Linked DNA regions of Homo sapiens: region 1 is linked to region 2. The links are chromatin loops, found by intact Hi-C in ENCODE. Cell type or tissue: A673. All regions are shown on one strand. Links, peaks and the distances in the headings refer to the core of each region. The heading gives the core; the rest is flanking DNA. Region 1 has its middle 160 kb from the start of SLC24A2. Region 2 has its middle 280 kb from the start of SLC24A2.

Evidence for each region. Peaks named below come from ENCODE experiments on the same cell type or tissue, not always from the same donor. Only the 100,000 strongest peaks of a DNase experiment are listed, where the experiment ranks them.
Region 1: it touches region 2 in a loop (4-fold over the local background); 2 of 110 quality-filtered maps call a loop at or near these places.

What each region holds. Positions count from the first base shown.
Region 1 is chr9:19,942,522-19,952,386 of GRCh38, reverse strand. It overlaps a transcript of SLC24A2 not described here. Among named protein-coding and RNA genes, the nearest start is that of SLC24A2, 160 kb to the right of the region's middle. In A673, for the core only: a CTCF peak has its summit at 5,726 (motif pointing left); a DNase peak (open chromatin) is centred at 5,716.
Region 2 is chr9:20,061,093-20,070,957 of GRCh38, reverse strand. It overlaps a transcript of SLC24A2 not described here. Among named protein-coding and RNA genes, the nearest start is that of SLC24A2, 280 kb to the right of the region's middle. In A673, for the core only: no CTCF peak of the experiment used is centred there; DNase peaks (open chromatin) are centred at 4,607 and 4,927; H3K27ac peaks cover 2,676 bases.

The DNA of each region.
Region 1 (9,865 bases), core at 1,045-9,044, 120 kb after region 2:
TAAGATCTAGAAAAATTGAAGGATATCCACTCTCAAAACTTGAACTATAGGTCATAACCAGTGCAATAAGGCAAGAGAAATGAATAAAAGCCTTGCATATTGGAAAAGAAAATATAAAACTGTTTTATTTGCAGACAACATATTTATGTATGAAGAGAATGCTTAAGGAATCTAAAGCTACTGAAGACAAATGAATTTGGTAAGGATACAGGATACAACATCAATATACAAAAATCAATTGTTTCTATATACCATCAATAAATAATTTAGAAATTAAGATTTAAAAGCAACTCCATTTATAATAGCATCAAAAATAAAATACTTGGGAATAAATTTAACAAAATTCTGCAAGACTTGCACACTTAACTACAAAACATTGCCAAAGGAAATTAAATACCTACATAAATGGAGATAAATCATGCTCATGGATTAGAAAACTCAACATTGTAAAAATGTCAGTTCTCCTTAAATTGATCCATAGATTCATTGTAACCCCAATTAAAATCCTTGTGAGGTTGTAAGAGATGAAATTGATGAGAAAATTCTAAAATTTATATCAAATGGTAAAGGAACGAGAATAATCATGACAATTTTGTGAAAGACTAAGTTTGGAGGATTTATACTACCTAATTTCTTGATTTACAAAGCCACAATAATCCAGATTCTGTGATATTGTTTTAAGTATAAATATAAAAATCAGTGGAACAGAATAGACTTCAGACATAAATCTTTTTATGGCCAATTAACAAGGCAATTCAATGGAAAAACGATAGTGTCTTTTAACAAACTGCACCAGACACCGGATATCTATATAGAAAAAAAAAATAAATCTTGACCTTACCTCAAACATTACACAAAAATTAATTCAAAATGTGCCATAGACCTAAATATAAGAACTAAAACTGTAAATATTCTAGAGAAAAAAGGGGGAAAATATCCTTTGTGACATTAGGTTAAGCAAATATTTCTTAGAACATATATACGTACGAACACTAAGCCATAAAAGAAACAATTGGTAAGTTGGACTTTGTAAAAATAAAAAACTTTTCCTCTTCTAAAGACACTGTTAAGAAAATGAGAAGCTAAGTCACAGGTTTGAAAAAAATATCCAGAATATGTTAAAACACACACACACACACACACACACACACACACACACAACTTAAGAAAAACAACAATACAATCTTAAAGAAATTGGTGGAAGATTTGGACACTTCCCCAAAAGTTCTATGAAGTAAGTTCCCATTATGGCCAAACCTCTTAATGATGAAGTGATACTTCCTGGCGGGAACTCATCAAAGGCCTGATGGAGGAGCCCCTTACCTGCTCTTCAGCAATGTGTAAGATCATCCAGAGAACTTAACTGGAGAACATCCCAGCTCTACAGTTGGTAGAACCTTTGATGTCAGATGTGCTTCTGACTTGCTTTGGAATACAGATTTCCTGTGGTCACAAAGTCTCTCCATTTTGCAAAAACCTTTCTGGCCCTGGACAGATTTTATAGTAACCACAATCTCATAGGCTCCGGGATGTTTCAATCTATTTTTCACTTCCTTTTGTTATGATGTTTACATTTTCCAAGCTAGTAATTAGGAAACATAGTCTGAGCCACAACCTGATAATGAAATCTAAACTTGATGGATACTCCCCATCTCCAGACCACTTCCCACACTTGCAGTAGAATATGAACTTCATGAGGGGGGTGATTTTTGTCAGTTTTCTTTACTGATACATCCCAAGTACCTAGGAAAATGCCTGACACATAAGTATATGCTTAATAAATGTTCATCGAATATGAATACATGTTACTGCAAAGGTTATCCTGAAAGTGCCAAGATACGTGGTTGTTATAAGACTTGACACAATTTCTACCCTTCTCCAAATCTTCACCCAGACCTATTATTTTAACAGTGGATGGATTTATTAAAATGTTAGTTTGCAGATTTCCTGTGGTTACAAAGTCTCTCTATTATGCAAAAACCTTGCTGGCCCTGGACAGATTTTATAATAAATCTGTAAGTCTGACAGCTTTATCAGAGACCAAATAGCTTAAACAAGATAGAAGTTTTTTTGTAATAAAAATAATAGCAAACTCTTCTATAGCTTTATACCAACTGATAGCTTTATATATTTACTTATATTACCTGATATAATTCTTACAACAACCCTATAAGGAAGATATTATTAATATCCTTAATTTACAGATAAGAAAGCTGAGCCACATAGAATTTTAATAATTTGCCCAAAGAGACACAACTAATTAAGTCACAGATTTGGATTTGAACCCAGGCTCTGGCACCAGAATCTATCCTTTTAACCACTATACCCATGCTCGTCAACTTCCAATGTGCATATGAATTGTCAGGAGATGTTTTTTAAATGCGAATTATACAATTCAGTGGATGGGTCTGGGATTCTGCATTTCTAATAAGTTCCCGGGTGCCGCTGCTGGTCTAAACACCACACTCGATTAGCAAGGCACTCCGTGAAACCACCTCTTTCATAAACATGCAGACTGGTAGGCAGTCCAGGGTTGTGGGATAGTGTCATTCCACAAGGTGATCCATGATCCAAGTGTCTTCTTTCTTTTCACTATCCACTAGGTGTTGTTCTAATCCACATGGTCAGTAATGAACCACCACCATGTCTATGTTCCAGTCCTTGGGAAGGGGAAAAGAGAAAGTGAAGAGCAAGCAGCTTCCTTTTGAGGACATGACCCTTCTGTACACTACTCATTAGCCAAACTTAGTCATGAGATCACACCTAGCTGCAAGGAAGGCTGGGAAATGCAGTCTCCACTGGACAGCCACTCAGATAAAACTCAGGAGATTCTATTGCTTAAGTGATTTTTTTTCAAATGGAAGAATATAGATTGGTGAGGCAACTACCAGTCTCCAACACAGTAGACTTGAAAGCCTTTGACTATTTCATCACATTTTGTTATGTATTTCTTGTTAGTATGATCACATACATTTCCCTCTATCTTCTTTTGCTGGCCTGCACATGAGTTCCTTCATATCTAGGAAAAATCGTTGCACCACTGTCATCCCCTTAATTTGATTCCTCCAAAGATTGGATTAAATGGAAGGTGGGGGCCAGGCGCAGTGGCTCATGCCTGTAATCCCAGCACTTTGGGAGGCCGAGGCGTGCAGATCACCTGAGATCGGGAGTTCAAGACCATCCTGGCCAACATGGTGAAACCGCGTCTCTACTAAAAATATAAAAATTAGCCAGGCATGGTGGCAGGTGCATGTAATCCCAGCTTCTCAGGAGGCTGAGGCAGGAGAATCACTTGAACTCAGGGGGCAGAGGTTGCAGTGAGCTGAGATGGCACCACTGCACTCCAGCCTAGGCAACAGAGTAAGACTCCGTCTCAAAAATAAAATTAATTAAATAAATAAATAAATGGAAGGTGGGGAGCCAATTTTTGCATACCCCAAAGAGAGTTAGTAGTTTAGGATGAATAAACAATAAACATTTTAAATCTCTGAGACCCCACCTTTTGTTAGCTCTGTTTTCATTTTTTTTTTTTTTTTTTTTTTGAGACGGAGTCTCGTTCTGTTGCCCAGGCGGGAGTGCTGTGGCGCGATCTCCGCTCACTGCAAGCTCCGCCTTCCGGGTTCACGCCATTCTCCTGCCTCAGCCTCCCGAGTAGCTGGGACTACAGGCGCCCGCCACTGCGCCCGGCTAATTTTTTGTATTTTTAGTAGAGACGGGGTTTCACCGTGGTCTCGATCTCCTGACCTCGTGATCCGCCCGCCTCGGCCTCCCAAAGTGCTGGGATTACAGGCGTGAGCCACCGCGCCCGGCCCGTTAGCTCTGTTTTCTTAACAGTCAATCTATTCTTCAATCTCTACCAGATCCTTAAAGAAATTCAATGAAGTTGGAAATACTGTTCTCACATATATTTATTTTACTTAAAATTTTCGTTTTTCTCTAACTGGAAATGTTGATAAGCAGCTTTTGTTTGTTATCTTTATTACAACCAGAGAAGTCCCCAAAGAAAATATTGTGAAGATAATTCATTCTAAGTAGATGTGATTTGAATCAGCTTTAGGCAAAGACTGGGAGCCTGCCTTCATTTTTATTGGAACATCTTGGCCTAAACCTAGCAACTCAGAGACATTTGGATTAGGCAACTCACACAATACACTTATCCTTCCAGCAGTCACAGATGAGTTGGCTGGAAGTAAAGAATATTGCAAGGAACTGTGGTAGTTTAATACATCCAGTCACTTGTGCAGGTTATAAGAAAGGGCTTAAGAGTCCCGCATTCCACTTCTGGAACTTGGATTTCTTTTTAAGAATTTTATCTTGACAGCTGGGAAATATGTTTGAGATGATTGCTCTGTTACAGGCTTTTGAATTAAGCACAAAAGCAAAAGATAACCAAAGAAGAAACAAAGAGGCAATTAGGGTGAGACAGAAATTATTATTGCTGTGGCCTGGCACCAAAGCCTATAAACTTTGGCTTTCTACAATGGGTTGCTCTGTAAAATCTATCCAACAAAGTGTATTGAAATACATTGAACTAATTTCTTTCTTTCTTTCTTTCTTTCTTTCTTTCTTTCTTTCTTTTTTTTTTTTTTTTTTTTTGAGACAGAGTCTCGCTGTGACCCTCAAGCTGGAGTGCAGTGGCATGATCTCAGCTCACTGCAAGCTCTGCCTCCCAGGTTCACGCCATTCTCCTGCCTCAGCCTCCCGAGTAGCTGAGACTACAGGTGCCCGCCACCATGCCCGGCTAATTCTTTTTTATTTTTAGTACAGACAGGGTTTCACCGTGTTAGCCAGGATGGTCTCAATCTCTTGACCTCATGATGTGCCCACCTCGGCCTCCCAAAGTGCTGGGGTTACAGGTGTGAGCCACCACACCCGGCCGAACTAATTTCTTTTCTTGTTTTCTTTCCTTCCTTCCTGCCTTCCTGCCTTTCTTTCTTTCCCTTCCTTCCTTCTTTCTTTCCTTCCTTCCTTCCTCCTTCCTTCCTTCCCTTCTTTCTTCTTCCTTCCTTCCTTCCTTCTTTCCTTCCTTCCTTCCTTCCGGCAGCCACAGTGCAGCCTACTTTTGGATAAACCTGAGAGTTGTTTCTAATAATTTTGGCTTTCAAAAGATGGCACCTGTCTGTATCCAGACAGAGGTTGTAGCTATTGAATGGGCCTTGGCAGACAGCACAGCCAATCCATTTGTTTTAGCTTTCTCAATAATCAGTGAGTATCACTGCAGGCTCAGTTGGTCTGGCTGATTGATTGTAAAGACAGCCAAAATGAACAGCTCGACCATCTCACAGTCTGATTTCCCTGCCATGTATTGACCCAGTCCAAGTTACTTATGTTACAGTATTTGCAAAGCTGTCACTGTTATAAAACACTTACTGGGAGCTTGCTATTGACAGGGGTTTTATGACAACCTAGAAACCAAACTAGCCCTGGCTTGTTTGAGTTTTGAATTTTTTTTACATTAGAAGAAAGCTATTTATTAGACATCCACACATTCACACAAACATAGCAGTAACAACAATGAGAAAACAGCTCTTTCTGAGAATTCTCTTTGATGTGATTAACTGGGCAGAAACTGAGAATGAAAGCAGATAGAGAACAATCTTTGTGTTTTGTGTGTGTGTTGTTTTCTTTCTTTTAATCTGCCTTTATTTTAAAAATCTCAGAATGTGTGGAGTGGGGACCAAATCCCTGGGCCCTTTCTTATCTGAGAAGAGGAAGTGCTGGCATCTGCTGGTATAGGCAGGCACTGTGCTTAAGCACAGGTTGTCTCATTAACTCAGGAGATGACCTGGTCTGTCTGGAAACTGTCTGCATTTCAGACTCCTTAGCTGATTTACGGTTAAGGCAAAATGGGTCGTTTGAAATTGTGGAGCCAGCGGTTTGCTTTCATTCGTCTTTAAAGCCTTCAGTTGAATTCAGGACAGATCAGAGATCTCTCCTTGCACTAAATAAACTTCTAATGATACTGATTGAGCTCCTCAGATGGGACACTATGGGAATGTGGGAAACTCAAGGCCCATTAAGTCACTGAGCACACTTAGTTGAAATTATGATACTCTGGTCACCCATGGCTAAATGAAGACCAGAGGTTTAATGAGTTTACCAGGTTAAAAATGTGCCCGTGTCAGGCAGGAATCAGACTCATTAATTAGGGCTCCACTTAATTATTGAGCAGTTTTACTTACCAGCAGTCCTTGGGGGTGAGCTGGGGGATGGACTTAGTGATAGGGATGGCCGCCTTTGCTCATGGCCAATTATGAACCATTCAATGAGGGTTAAAAAGGGGCAGGGAGTAGCGAGCAAAGAAATTTTACCAGTTTTTGCCATTGACCACAATAAACTTGAACATTTCTAAAGTCCTAGCAGTTTTACTTTTGAAACTGATTGGGACCTTGGGTGACAATCTTCTCTACTGTATTTGAGATGATTCCCAGACCACAGACAATCCCTAAACTGCCAGTCTACTTCTAAAGCTACAGCTGATGTGGAATAGGAACTTGGCAGCCTCCTTTGGAAAAGATGGAGTTTCCTTGGTGCCCAAGTCCCTGAGGGATATATGGATAAAACCAGTTTATTCACACTGTAATGGGAAGAAACCTCCATTTTAATTATCAGCAGCTAGTTGAGAATTGGGAACTCAAAGTGTGGGCTTTGGGGAGATCTTGGCTCTGCCTCTTGCTGTGAGATCCTTGAGTCTCCAATTCTTCATCTGTAAATTAGGGGTGGTCACTCCTAATTCAAAGGAGTATCGTGAGGATTCCATGTGATGATATAGTAAGGTACTTAGTGTCTGGCATTTACTAAGCATGCCACAAGCAAAGGTAATTGCTGTGGTCTACCCTGAATAGCAAAGGGAGAATTACCCCTTTTCACTTCTGGTTTCAACTGTGGAAATTAATGAACATGGAAAAGGGGAAAGGAAAGATAAATGCAAAATGCATTGGGGCATTAAGTCTAGTGAACAGCTGCAGGAACTGGGTAATTGTTTTTACACGAAAGGAGTCCATTTCCACAGGCGTGCTGTGCCCTTCCCTGCTCAATCTTTTATGTTCTCTCTCTCCCCTCCCTCCCTCCTTCCTTTTCCCCTCCCCTTCCCTGCTAAGGAGGGAGTGTATATTCCTCCACCTGCTTTTGTGCTAGAAGAGCCTGGTCCTGCTCATATTTTCTTTATAAAACAAAGGCATCTTGTCCCTGATTCAGGAAAATCACAAATAAAATTGTCCCAGCCGAGTCTGGATTTTAATGTCTTTTATGCTCGTATAGGACACCTCAATGCTGTGGTGACCATGCTAGTGTTCTGATTTTGCTGTCCGGATTCTTTAATTCAAAGAAAAGCAGATGAGATGTGTATGATGTGACTGATCAAGACCACTCTGTATGCACAAAAGAGATGTGTGAAGACCAGTTCATCCAAATTAGAGAGAGATTACTGATAAGATACATACAGGGTGAATCAAACAGAAGTTAGGCACCTTTTTCTTCAAATAGAAATCTGACTCTTTTAAGTCCAGCAATTTAGAATGGTCCTTTTTTTCCTGTAACTATCAAATAAATACAGTCTCACACAAACACACATCATGAACAGATTAACGAAGACAAATCTAAGTGACAAAAGGCTTCTTAAGTTCCAATTCACCTCCAGCCTCTTGGCACCTGCATGCGCATTATACTGGAATGAACATCATGCCTCATGGTTTAATAGAAACAAAGGGATACTGAAGCTTCAGAAAGGCACCGTCCCATATGGGATGTTGCAAAGGGGTAAGACTGGTGGAAAATGGCGTTTACGTCTTGAAATACCTTCCTGACAATGAGAAGAGGATCCTATTATTAACTAAAATTTCTTTCAAACCTATATTAAACCATTATTTCTTAGTTGTACTTGTTTTGATAAGTCAAATTCATTTCTTTTCACATCCTGCATCCTTCCTTTTTTTTTTTTTTTTTTACTACTACTTTTATTCTAGATTCAGGGGGTATATGTGCAGGTTTGTTACCTGGGTATATTGCATGATGTTGAGGTTTGGGCTATAAATTGATACTACCTCTCAGAATTCTTCTGAATCATTTGCTGACATTGTAAGTGGCTTTTAAACTTTGATTTTGCCGTTTTTGAGACTGTTTCTACTAAGACTTTTTGCTGGAAAAATTTGAGCTGCTTTGATTACTTAAAGAAGGTCTTTCACTTACCTTTGCTTTTTAAAGTTGAGTTGGACCTAGGTGCTGAGCATTGTACCCAAACGTTAGTTTTTCAACCATTCCTCCCCTCCCTCCCCTGCCTAGTAGTCCTCAGCATCTGTTGTTGCCATCTTTATGTCCATGATTACCCAATGTTTAGCTTCCACTTATAAGTGAGAACATACAGTATTTGGTTTTCTGTTCTTGCATTAATTTGCTTATATTCCTCCTTTGAATCATCTAATGTTTAAATTGGTAGAAAAATGTGGTGTTCAAATTATGCTCCTTGAGAGCAGGGATATTTTAAAAATCATTTTTCTATTCCCAACTTCTAACTCAGTGTCTTACATTGAGTAGAATATTAACCACATTTTTGATGAATGAATGAAGAGATAAGTTGGAGTAGCTTTCAAGTATTAGTGAAGAGAAAAGGCTAAATAGCTTTAACTTTTTAAAAATAAAAGGTAGCATCTTTCTTATTTGAGACACTGATGAAACTTAGAATGTTGAAAATAATACCATTCTGTGTCTTGGGTCAGAAATACAGATAGATTAGCAGAACATTAGCTGCAAAGTGCTCTCCTAATTATTTTAGAGAAGAGACACAAATGCACTCTTGAGTTTTCTTTTAGTATGATTCTTGCTAGCAACTAATAGTGCATTTTGGGCAGTTGCAGGGCTCAAAAGCAGTATATATACTGTAAAACAATTTTAAAAAGCCTTGAATTATAGTAAAAAGAGAACTAATGAAAAGGGACCTAAGAAATATAATGAAAATAAATAGTTCTTCCTCTTCCAACTTCCCTCCAGGGAGCAGGTTATGAAAGATCGCTAGAATAGTAGAATAGTGGAATAAAATTATTCCAGGGTAGAAAGTAATTAGGGGTGAGTACATGAAAGCCCAGGTTTAATTGTTCTTTTTAATACAGTGAAAAAAGTCATTCATCATACAACTTTAAATGAGTGTCCCATTAATGGAGTATTCCCCCAATGGAATATTATAAATTAATATTTTTATATGTCCTGTAATTATTCTCTGAGTAGCACATTTGTAGGGCACTGCACTTAGAGGTATGCATTAAAAGCATTATCAGGTAAATGTCATCATTTAAAATATACCAAAATTGTTAATATTGCATTTAAGCACTTATTTTTTAATATTCTAAGACCCTCATGCAGATCAACAATAATTTCTTCAGCTTCTGAAAGGATCTATTTCTTGCTCTAATCACTTCACTCCCTGATAGAGATTTCTAGGTTTCTCTAGAATGTTCATTCGGGGTCATTCTTTGGATCTAACCAGTGGAGGAGATAGTGAATTTTGTTTACAACTTCAAGTCTTTGTTGGCTCATCGGCGCCTGTAGGCTACACAATAAACATCCACGACTTCCCTGCCTTCATTATGGCAGCAAAATGTGCTTTACTTTCTCTTACACTAAATTCTTCTAGAGTAAGTAGGGACTTTGTGAGGCACATGACATCTTCCTGGGCACAGTGCCACGTAGACATAAATGGTGGCCTTAGGATACTTTTGAAGATCTGATTATAAATATCTTCTTGCTGCTAAATACTCATCTGAGATGGCAATTGTGTTCGCTAGGTTAAATTAAGAATGCGATGCGCTGTTTCACCATGTTAAGCTGTCTTTTTCTTTCCCTAAGAAATTCCCATATTCTTCTGCAGTTAGTA
Region 2 (9,865 bases), core at 1,281-9,280:
ACCTCTATAACCCAATCACCTCCCACCGGGCCCCACCTCCAACACCGGGGATTACAGTTTGACATGAGATTTGGGCAGGAACATAGATCCAAACCATATCACTGGCCATGACAAATATTTGTACAGACACCCTGGGAGTATTCTCTCTACCTTTTCTTAGAAAGCATAAGGTTTGGGCTAATCAATCTTGTTCTGAAGGTCTATTTGTAAATCCTTAGAGGGTTTTTGAGCATTAATCCTACCTTGTTCTGAGGGTCTATTCTTAGGTTATCCTAATGATCTTGCATAAAGTACAATCTTTAAGTAGCAGGCCTTTATAAACTGATTTTCATGAAAGACTTTGCCTCTGCTGTTATTCTGTGCAAAGTCCTAGATGCTTTAGCAGTTAGCAGGAATGCTGTGCTGTGCCAAAGCACACCGCCTTTCTAACCTGAATATGCTGCCTGCGGTTTCTTTGGTTCATTTACAAACTCAATCGTATGAACAATGATGGCTCCCTGAAAATATAATCAAAACAACCTGTTTATGAGACAAAGCTGAGCTTATTTTTACAATGATAAGAGTAATAAATGGTGATAAAGCAAATACTTGTACAATTGCCAGCCACTACCTTGACAGAATCTTAGTGCATCTCAGAAGACAGAGAGCAAAATCGAGACATTTATTGAGTTTTAGAGTCCTGTTTAAGGCAGGTTTTTCAGTGTGGAGGCTTGATTAGGATTGGGTAACAATCATAGTAAGTTAGGAATTGTACACCCAGCAAGGCAGATTTAGAGCCAAGAGGTTCAAAGAATCTCGGAGACTAAGAAGTTGTTTCAATTGTTTGATGCCATTGATTAAAGAGTTGGACAATTTAATGTTCATTTAAAGGGCTTTTAAAGGAAGTTTCTGAAATAAATAATAAATAATAAAAATAAGTCAAAGATTTTCCTGGAATAATAAAGTCATACTGATGAAGACGGTGGCATAATAAGGTCATGTTAATGTAGACAGTAAGTTGTGTAGATACAGATGGTTTTGGTTTTTAAAACAAATATTTTCTGAACACATACTAGGAAGTGGTGGAAATACAGTGGTGAATAGAAGGGACATGAATGATACTGAGAGTCCACTGAGGAGACAGATAAGTAAATAATCATTTATAAGAAAACTTTGGTTACATAAAATAATATGGATGAATCTTACAAATATAATGTTGAGTAAAAAGCAGGAGCAAAATAATGCGAACAGCATAGTGCCGTTTCTATAAAATGTAAAAAGAAGATCATAAGGCAACTGAACTGTATTACTTACAGATGTATACATAGGTGACGAAAATAAAAGAAACTAATTATTACCATAGATATCAGGATAGTGGCTACCTTCGGAGGGAAAGAGAATTGTGATCTTTAAAGGATGCCTGGATGGTTTTGGGGTGCCAGCAATGTTCTGTTTGTTGACCTGCATTGTAATTATACAAGTATTTGCTTTAGGACAATTTGTTAAACTGTACATATAAGTTTATACACTTTCTGTTTGCATGTTTATAGTTTATAATAAAAATATTTTTTAAATAGCCAATTATATATGGTATTATCTTATAAGTGCTGTCACGGGAAGATTACTGAAAGACCAATTGATACTAAAGCAGTACTTTATGGAAAATTTAAATCAATATAGGAGGCGAAAATTTACATTTGATAAAAATGTCTTAAAAGCTAATAAAACGATGTAATTCTGTGCATATGAAAGCATCCCTTACTAAGTTCAGCAAAGTGTGTAGAGTTGAATTTACATAATTTTAATGTAATGTTTTCAATCAAACATTTTGGTGGTTGCTTGGATAAGGGAGAAGAAAAAGTCAAGGATAACAGGCTTATCAAAGTAAACGTATGTTGGGATCATTGCTGGAGTAGGAAAAACAAGAGTAGTTTTGGGAGGTGAAAAGAGGATGAGTATAGTTTGGAACATTTTGAGTTTCTTGCACTCTTGGGATATCCAATGGAGATGTCTAATCAGCTGTTATATTTGTAGGTTTGATGCATCAGTGAAAGCTGTGAACTGGAAATAAAGAACTAGGAGTCATCAGAATAAACATGAAAAATTGAAACCAGAAAAATGAGTAGGGCCATGAGAAGATGAACAGGCTGACAGCAGGATCAGTTCATTTTCAAAACTTGTCCATATTAGTATGAGAAAGAGCATGGCCATTGCTACCTCCTTTCAGCCCTAATTTGGGCAGACAGTTGAAACAAATCCCCTATATTTTAGGGTCATGACACTTCCACGGAGACATCATCCAGCACCCCCAAGCAAGAGCAACTCCCAGGGAATACCACTGAATCACTTTATTTCCAATTTATGGCAATATAAGCATCCCCAAAACATTTATTGAGAGACTTAGCTTGAATGTTACCAGTTGTTCAGGAGGCAAGAGTTTTAGAGTTTTGTTTAAGGCGGGGTTTTCAGTGTGGAGGCTTGATTAGGATTGGGTAACAATCATAATATGTTAGGATCTGTGAACCCAACAAGGCAGATTTAGAGCCAAGAGGTTCAAAGAGGTACAATAATTGGGTGAAAATTGTAGTCAGAATGGCTATTATTAAAAAGTCAAGAAGGCTAGGTGCGGTGGCTCACACCTGTAATTCCGGCACTTTGGGAGGCCAAGGCAGGTGGATTACGAGGTCAGGAGTTCACAACCAGCCTGGCCAAGATGGTGAAACCCCGTCTCTACTAAAAATACAGAAAATTATCCAGGCGTGGTGTTGGGCGCCTGTAATCCCAGCTACTCAGGAGATGGAGGCAGATAATTGCTTGAACCCAGGAGGCGGAGGCTGCAGTGAGCCAAGATTGCACCACTGCACTCCAGCCTGGGTGACAGAGCGAGACTCCGTCTCCAAAAAAAAAAAAAAAAAAAAAAAGAGTCAAAAAATAACAGATGTTGGTGAGGTTGCAGAGAAAAAGGAATGCTTATGCACTGTTGGTGGGAATGTAAATTAGTTCAGCCACTGTGGAAAGCAGTTTGAAAATTTCTCAAAGAATTTAGAGCCACCATTTGACCCAGAAATCCCATTACTGGGTATATACCCAAAGGAAAATAGATAGTTACACCAAACAGACACATATGCTGATATATTCATTGCCACACTATTCACAATAGCAAAGACATGGAATCAACCTAGGTGCCCATCAGTGGTGGATTGGATAAAGAAAATGTGGTACATATACACTGTGGAGTTCTACGCAGCCATAAAAAGGAATGTAATGATGTCCTTTGCAGCAACATGGATAAAGCTGGAGGCCATAAACCTGACCGAATTAATGCAGGAACAGAAAACAAAATACTGCATGTTCTCACTTACAAGTGGGAGCTAAACATTGAGTACACCTGGACACAAACATGGGAACAATAGATACTGTGGACTACTAGATGGGAGAAGGAGAGAGAGTGTGAGTAGAAAACCTACCTATTGGGTACTGTGCTCCTTACCTGGGAGCATACCCATGTAAGAAACCTGCACATGTACACCCTGTATCTAAAATAAAAGTTGAAAAAAATTTAAAAATCAGACATAGAATTAAAATAACACAGGAGGATATGGTCACCACAGAATATGAAGACCAAGTCTTCTTATCGTCCTAAGGGCCTTACTTTATTTTAGCCCCATCCTGTCACTAGTGTTTGATGCAAGCATCCTGGGACATCATGAAGAGTTCAAATTATGTTTAAAATATCATGTAATAGTTCTCTGAAACCCTTTTTTGGAAGTTTAATGGAATGCATTATAACTAAGTAAACACTGTTTAAGAAGGCAAAGAAATGAATAATATATTTGACAAAGATTTTAAAACCTGTTAAAATCTAAAATAACATCTGTTTAATAAAAAGAAACCTTTGATATATAAAAAATACCATCTAGAACAAATTGTTTCCTGAGACTTCAAAACTGTAAACATTTTCCTGTTATCACTTTTATTATTGATATGTTTCAGGTGAGTGTGTTAAATGGGTTGGAATTATGTGAATGATTTCCTTAATGTCTTCTTTTCCTTGCATGTGGGGACCTAGATCACTCCAAACAATTAGCCTTTGAGGTCAATTCAACAGAAACAAGTCATTACCTGTTGCTTTTAATAAGAGTTTAACAAGCTTTTAGAAATCTGGGGACTCAGAAACAGTGCTTAAGTCATTTTGCTGAGGGGAGGTAGTGAGTGAGTGTGGGCTATTTTTATTTCCAAAACTATATTTCTTTACAAAGGATTCACTCCTAGTAGCCCTTTTTAAGCTGGGCAACTTCCCTGAACTAAAATACCATTTAATTAATACCCATGTTCCATAAATTTTTTATGCTTCCATTGTGCAAAGAAAGATAAATATGTCATAAAGCTGGGCTGTGCAGATGGACAGAATTCTCTTAAAGTAGGTCCTTAAAAAGTGGAATATGGATATAGACACAGAGTGAGACAGTCAAGTGTCAAAAGAAATCTGTCGGCTTTTTAGCAGTTGAATAATTCAGAAGATGTGCATTAAGCCAACTTCTTAATTTCCCGTTTCCCCCCTTTCTAATTCTTTCCTTTTCATCCTGTGATCTTTCTTCTCTCTCCCTCAAAGCTATTTGTTGCAGAGATGCCCTGGAAAGCAGGTGGTCTTCCTTATATGACAGCATCTGCTGCTCAGAATGAGAGCCTGAAGATCTAAAGGCAAAGGAAATGAAACCGCAGTGCTATAAATGCCTTTTTAAAAATAGCCTTGTTTTTTATTATTTTTTGTTGAATCAACTGGAACATTTTTATTGTTCACAATAAAGCAAATTGTCTAAAGGCAATGATCCTCCTCCCTTTATATTTCTGATACTAGGGTTTGTTTTATTCCCAGTCATTTACTGGATCAGGTTTCTTCCCTAAGATCTTACAAATGATGTGGGTGGCTGCAAACCCTCTGAAGGTTTTCTAAAGCCATTTGTTAATAATATCCTCTCAGCATTGACTCCAGCCTTTATAGTTGTGATTGTTAGTGAAGCTTCAAGGGCACAGTGGTGTGTTTTTATCCTTCCAGCCCTTGGGGAGAAAAGAATTCCCGGGAGGACTTTTGGCTGGCTTATTATCATCCAGAAACAAGAAATCAGAAAGCCTAAGCTAAAAGGCTGAACATGTTTTTAAACTATCTAAACATGATTGGACAGTGTGGCATATGTAATAAAAAGGAACAGGGGTTCAGGGTTCATATGGACCTGAATTTAAATCCCATATCTGCTACTTACCAAATGTGTAACACTGGTCACTTAAGATTTTAAGCCTTAGATTCTTACCTGTATATAGGTATAATGTATAATATTAGCTATTTTACAGGCAAAAAAGATTTTTGAACCCCAGTTTCTTGTAGGTATAACAATGTAGGTTATAACAATGCCCATGTCACAGTGTTGCTGGAAGTATTAAATAAAAGTACCTAATAGTGCTTGTCATGTGGGCCCTTGAGAAACGTTAGCTTCCTGTGAGGGTCACCTCCCCTTTCTCTCTCCATTCCTCTGTCCAGTCCACATCAAAATCCACAGGCATTTACAGGATATTGGGACTGGCATTTTTACTCTGTCCTCTGCCTTTTATGGGGAAAGTCTGGATGAGATGGGAACCTGTCCCAGCCTGTTGTGCTGTTGCAGTGAACTTTGATTCACAAGTGAGACCCTTTGTCTTGTCTGGGAGACTGCTGGAAGCAGGGTCTATCTCAGACCCCACTCTTACGCAGAGAGGAAGTGGGGCCACTCGGTTTGGCAGAAGACATTTCCTCTTTGAACCCCTGCCCAATCTGTCCTTTTCTGGTTTTCCCCAGAGCTATGAAATGTGATAGTGAGCTGTAGGATTCGTTGTTTTAGGACCATGAAACAAATGTTTGGGGTTTGAGAATACAAACACATGTCTCCAGCAGCTCATCGGTTGGATACCAGTTCTGGAATCACACAGATTGCCAGTAATGAAGGTTGTTTGCTCACATTTTGTTCTCACTACTCACTTTCACCTGCCTGTCCCTCCTCTTCTCCTCTAGGCTGGTATCACTTCCCTGCCCCAGGGTGACTGGCAGGCACATCAACTGTCATTCCAGTGGGATTCTCACACTGGGCTCTTTGGATGCATTGAACAGTTCCATGAAACATGTCTTCATGGATTCATATGCATATTGTATGCCTTTTATTCTCTTTAATCTCCTGGCTCTTCCTGATTTCTGCTTTCAGCTTCAGCGGTGGGTGCTTGAGATGTCAGTTGGCCAAGAAAGGTAGCCCCCATCTAAATACCTAATGCAGTAAAGGACAATTATCAAATCCATCAGTTGTGATCCTGTTTACATTTCCAATGGGAAAGTCAGAGAAATAACTGATTTGAAGAGCATAATTAAGTGCTACAATAAAAGTAAGCACAGTAGCCTGTGTAAATAACAACCTCATCTAAATTTTTTTCTTGGCTTTTTTTTCCCTTAAAAATTTAAACAAAAAATGTACAGCTTTATTGGGCAATAATTTATTTACCGTAAATTATAATTCAATAATTTTAAGTAAATTTATAAAGATGTGCAAACCCCAAGCACAATCTGATTTTAGAACATTTCCATTTTAGAACTTTTCCCTGAGTTCCTCACAAATCTGTTTGCAATGAATACCCACTCACACACTCCCAGCCCCAGCAACCATTGATCTACTCTCTGTCTTTATAAATATGCATTTTTGTGCATTTCCTATAAATGGAATCATACAGTATGTATCCTTGTGGATCTCACTTTTTTTTCGTTTACCATATTTTTGAGGTCCATCCATATTTTAACATGTATCAGTGTTTGCATTCCTTTCAATTGCTGACAAATATTCCACTATATGGATATACCACATTTATTCATTTATCAGATTGTTAGACACTTGGGTTATTTCTAGTTTGGGGCTATTATGGTAATGCTGCTATGAATACTTATGTTCAAATCTTTGTGCATATGTTTTTATTTCTCAGGTAGATTCTTAAGAGTAGAATGGCTGGGTTATTTGGTAAGTTTACGTGTAACTTTTTAAGAAACTGCTAAGCTGTTTTGGGTAGTGGATGTACCATTTTACATTTCCACAAGTAATTGATAAGGATACCATTTTTTCACATACCATTTTAGTTGATATGCATTGGTAACTCCCTGTAGTTTTAGTTTCCTTAATAACTAATGATGTCAAGCACTTTTAAATGTGCTTGTTAGCCATTCACATGTTATTTTGCTCATTTTCTAATTGGGTTGTGTTTCTACTATTGAGCTTTATGAGTTATTTTTATATTCTAGATACAAGTCTTTTATTTTTATTTTTTTATTATTATACTTTAAGTTTTAGGGTACATGTGCACAATGTGCAGGTTAGTTACATATGTATACATGTGCCATGCTGATGCGCTGCACCCACTAACTCGTCATCTTGGATTAGGTATATCTCCCAATGCCATCCCTCCCCCCTCCCCCCACCCCACAACAGTCCCCAGAGTGTGATGTTCCCCTTCCTGTGTCCATGTGTTCTCATTGTTCAATTCCCACCTATGAGTGACAATATGCAGTGTTTGGTTTTTTGTTCTTGCAATAGTTTACTGAGAATGATGATTTCCGATTTCATCCACGTCCCTACAAAGGACATGAACTCATCATTTTTGATGGCTGCCTAGTATTCCATGGTGTATATGTGCCACATTTTCTTAATCCAGTCTATCATTGTTGGACATTTGGGTGGGTTCCAAGTCTTTGCTATCGTGAATAGTGCCACAATAAACATACGTGTGCATGTGTCTTTATAGCAGCATGATTTATAGTCCTTTGGGTATATACCCAGTAATGGGATGGCTGTGTCAAATGGTATTTCTAGTTCTAGATCCCTGAGGAATCGCCACACTGACTTCCACAATGGTTGAACTAGTTTACAGTCCCACCAACAGTGTAAAAGTGTTCCTATTTCTCCATATCCTCTCCAGCAGCTGTTGTTTCCTGACTTTTTAATGATCGTCATTCTAACTGGTGTGAGATGGTATCTCATTGTGGTTTTGATTTGCATTTCTCTGATGGCCAGTGATGGTGAGCATATTTTCATGTGTTTTTTGGCTGCATAAATGTCTTCTTTTGAGAAGTGTCTGTTCATGTCCTTCACCCACTTTTTGATGGGGTTGTTTGCTTTTTTCTTGTAAATTTGTTTGAGTTCATTGTAGATTCTGGATATTAGCCCTTTGTCAGATGAGTAGGTTGTGAAAATTTTCTCCCATTTTGTAGGTTGCCTGTTCACTCTGATGGTAGTTTCTTTTGCTGTGCAGAAGCTCTTTAGTTTAATGAGATCCCATTTGTCAATTTTGGCTTTTGTTGCCATTGCTTTTGGTGTTTTAGACAAGAAGTCCTTGCCCATGCCTATGTCCTGAATGGTAATGCCTAGGTTTTCTTCTAGGGTTTTTATGGTTTTAGGTCTAACGTTTAAGTCTTTAATCCATCTTGAATTGATTTTTGTATAAGGTGTAAGGAAGGAATCCAGTTTCAGCTTTCTCCATATGGCTAGCCAGTTTTCCCAGCACCATTTATTAATAGGGAATCCTTTCCCCATTGCTTGTTTTTCTCAGGTTTGTCAAAGATCAGATAGTTGTAGATACGCGGCATTATTTCTGAGGGCTCTGTTCTGTTCCATTTATCTATATCTCTGTTTTGGTACCTTTACCATGCTGTTTTGGTTACTAAGTCTTTTATTTTTATTTATTGTTTCGAGAGAAGGTCTTTCTCTGTCACGCAGGCTAAGGTGCAGTGGCACAATCATAGCTCACTGCTACCTTGGACTTTTGGGCTCAAGTGATCCTCCCACTTCAGCTCCCATATTAGCTAAGACTACAGGCATGTGCCACCACGCCTGGGTATTTTCTTTTTCTTTTTGGAGAGATGCTGTGTTTCCCAGGCTGGTGTTGAACTCCTGGCCTCAAGCAATCCTCCTGCCTTAGCCTCCCAAAGCACTGGGATTACAGGTGTGAGCCAGCATGCTCAGGCTAGATACAAGGCTTTTATCAGATATATGATTTGCAAATATTTTCATCCACTCCGTGGGTTGCCCTTTCATTTCCTTAATGGTGTCTTCTGAAGCACTCTTAATTTTTGTAAAGTCCCGTTTACCAGGTATTTTTTTTTTAATGGCTTGTGCTTTGGTTTTAACCTAAGAACTCCTTGACTAACCAAAGGCCGTACAAATCTTCTCCTGTATTTTCTTCCAAATGTTTTATACTTTTAATTCTTGCATTGATATTGATGATCCATTTTGAATTAAAGTTTGTATGTGGTGCTAGCACAACCATCTATTGAAAAGACTATCCTTTCCTCATTGAATTGTCTTGGCACTTTTGTTAAAAATCAATTGACTGGCTGAGTGCAGTGGGTCATGCCTGTAATCCTAGCACTTTGGGAGGCTGAGGCAGGTGGATCATTTGAGGTCAGGAGCTCAAGACCAGCCTGGCCAAAATGGTGAAACCCCATCTCTACTAAAAATACAAAAATTAGCTGGGCATGGTGGCACATGCCTGTAATTCCAGCTACTTGGGAGGCTGAGGCAGGACAATCACTTGAACCAAGGAGGCGGAGGTTGTGGTGAGCCAAGATCATGCACCACTGCCTTCCAGCCTGGGCAACAGAGTGAGACTCTGTCTCAAAAAAAAAAAAAATCAGTTGACCATAAACATAAGACATATTTCTAGACTTCTGTTCCACTGATCCATATAGGTCTATCTTTATATGAATACCACACTGTCTTGATACTGTAGCTTTATAGTAAGTATACTTTGTTTTTCTTCAAAATTGCTTTATTTTAGGTCTTTTGCATTGCCATTTAAATATTAAAATTATCTTGTCAATTTTTAT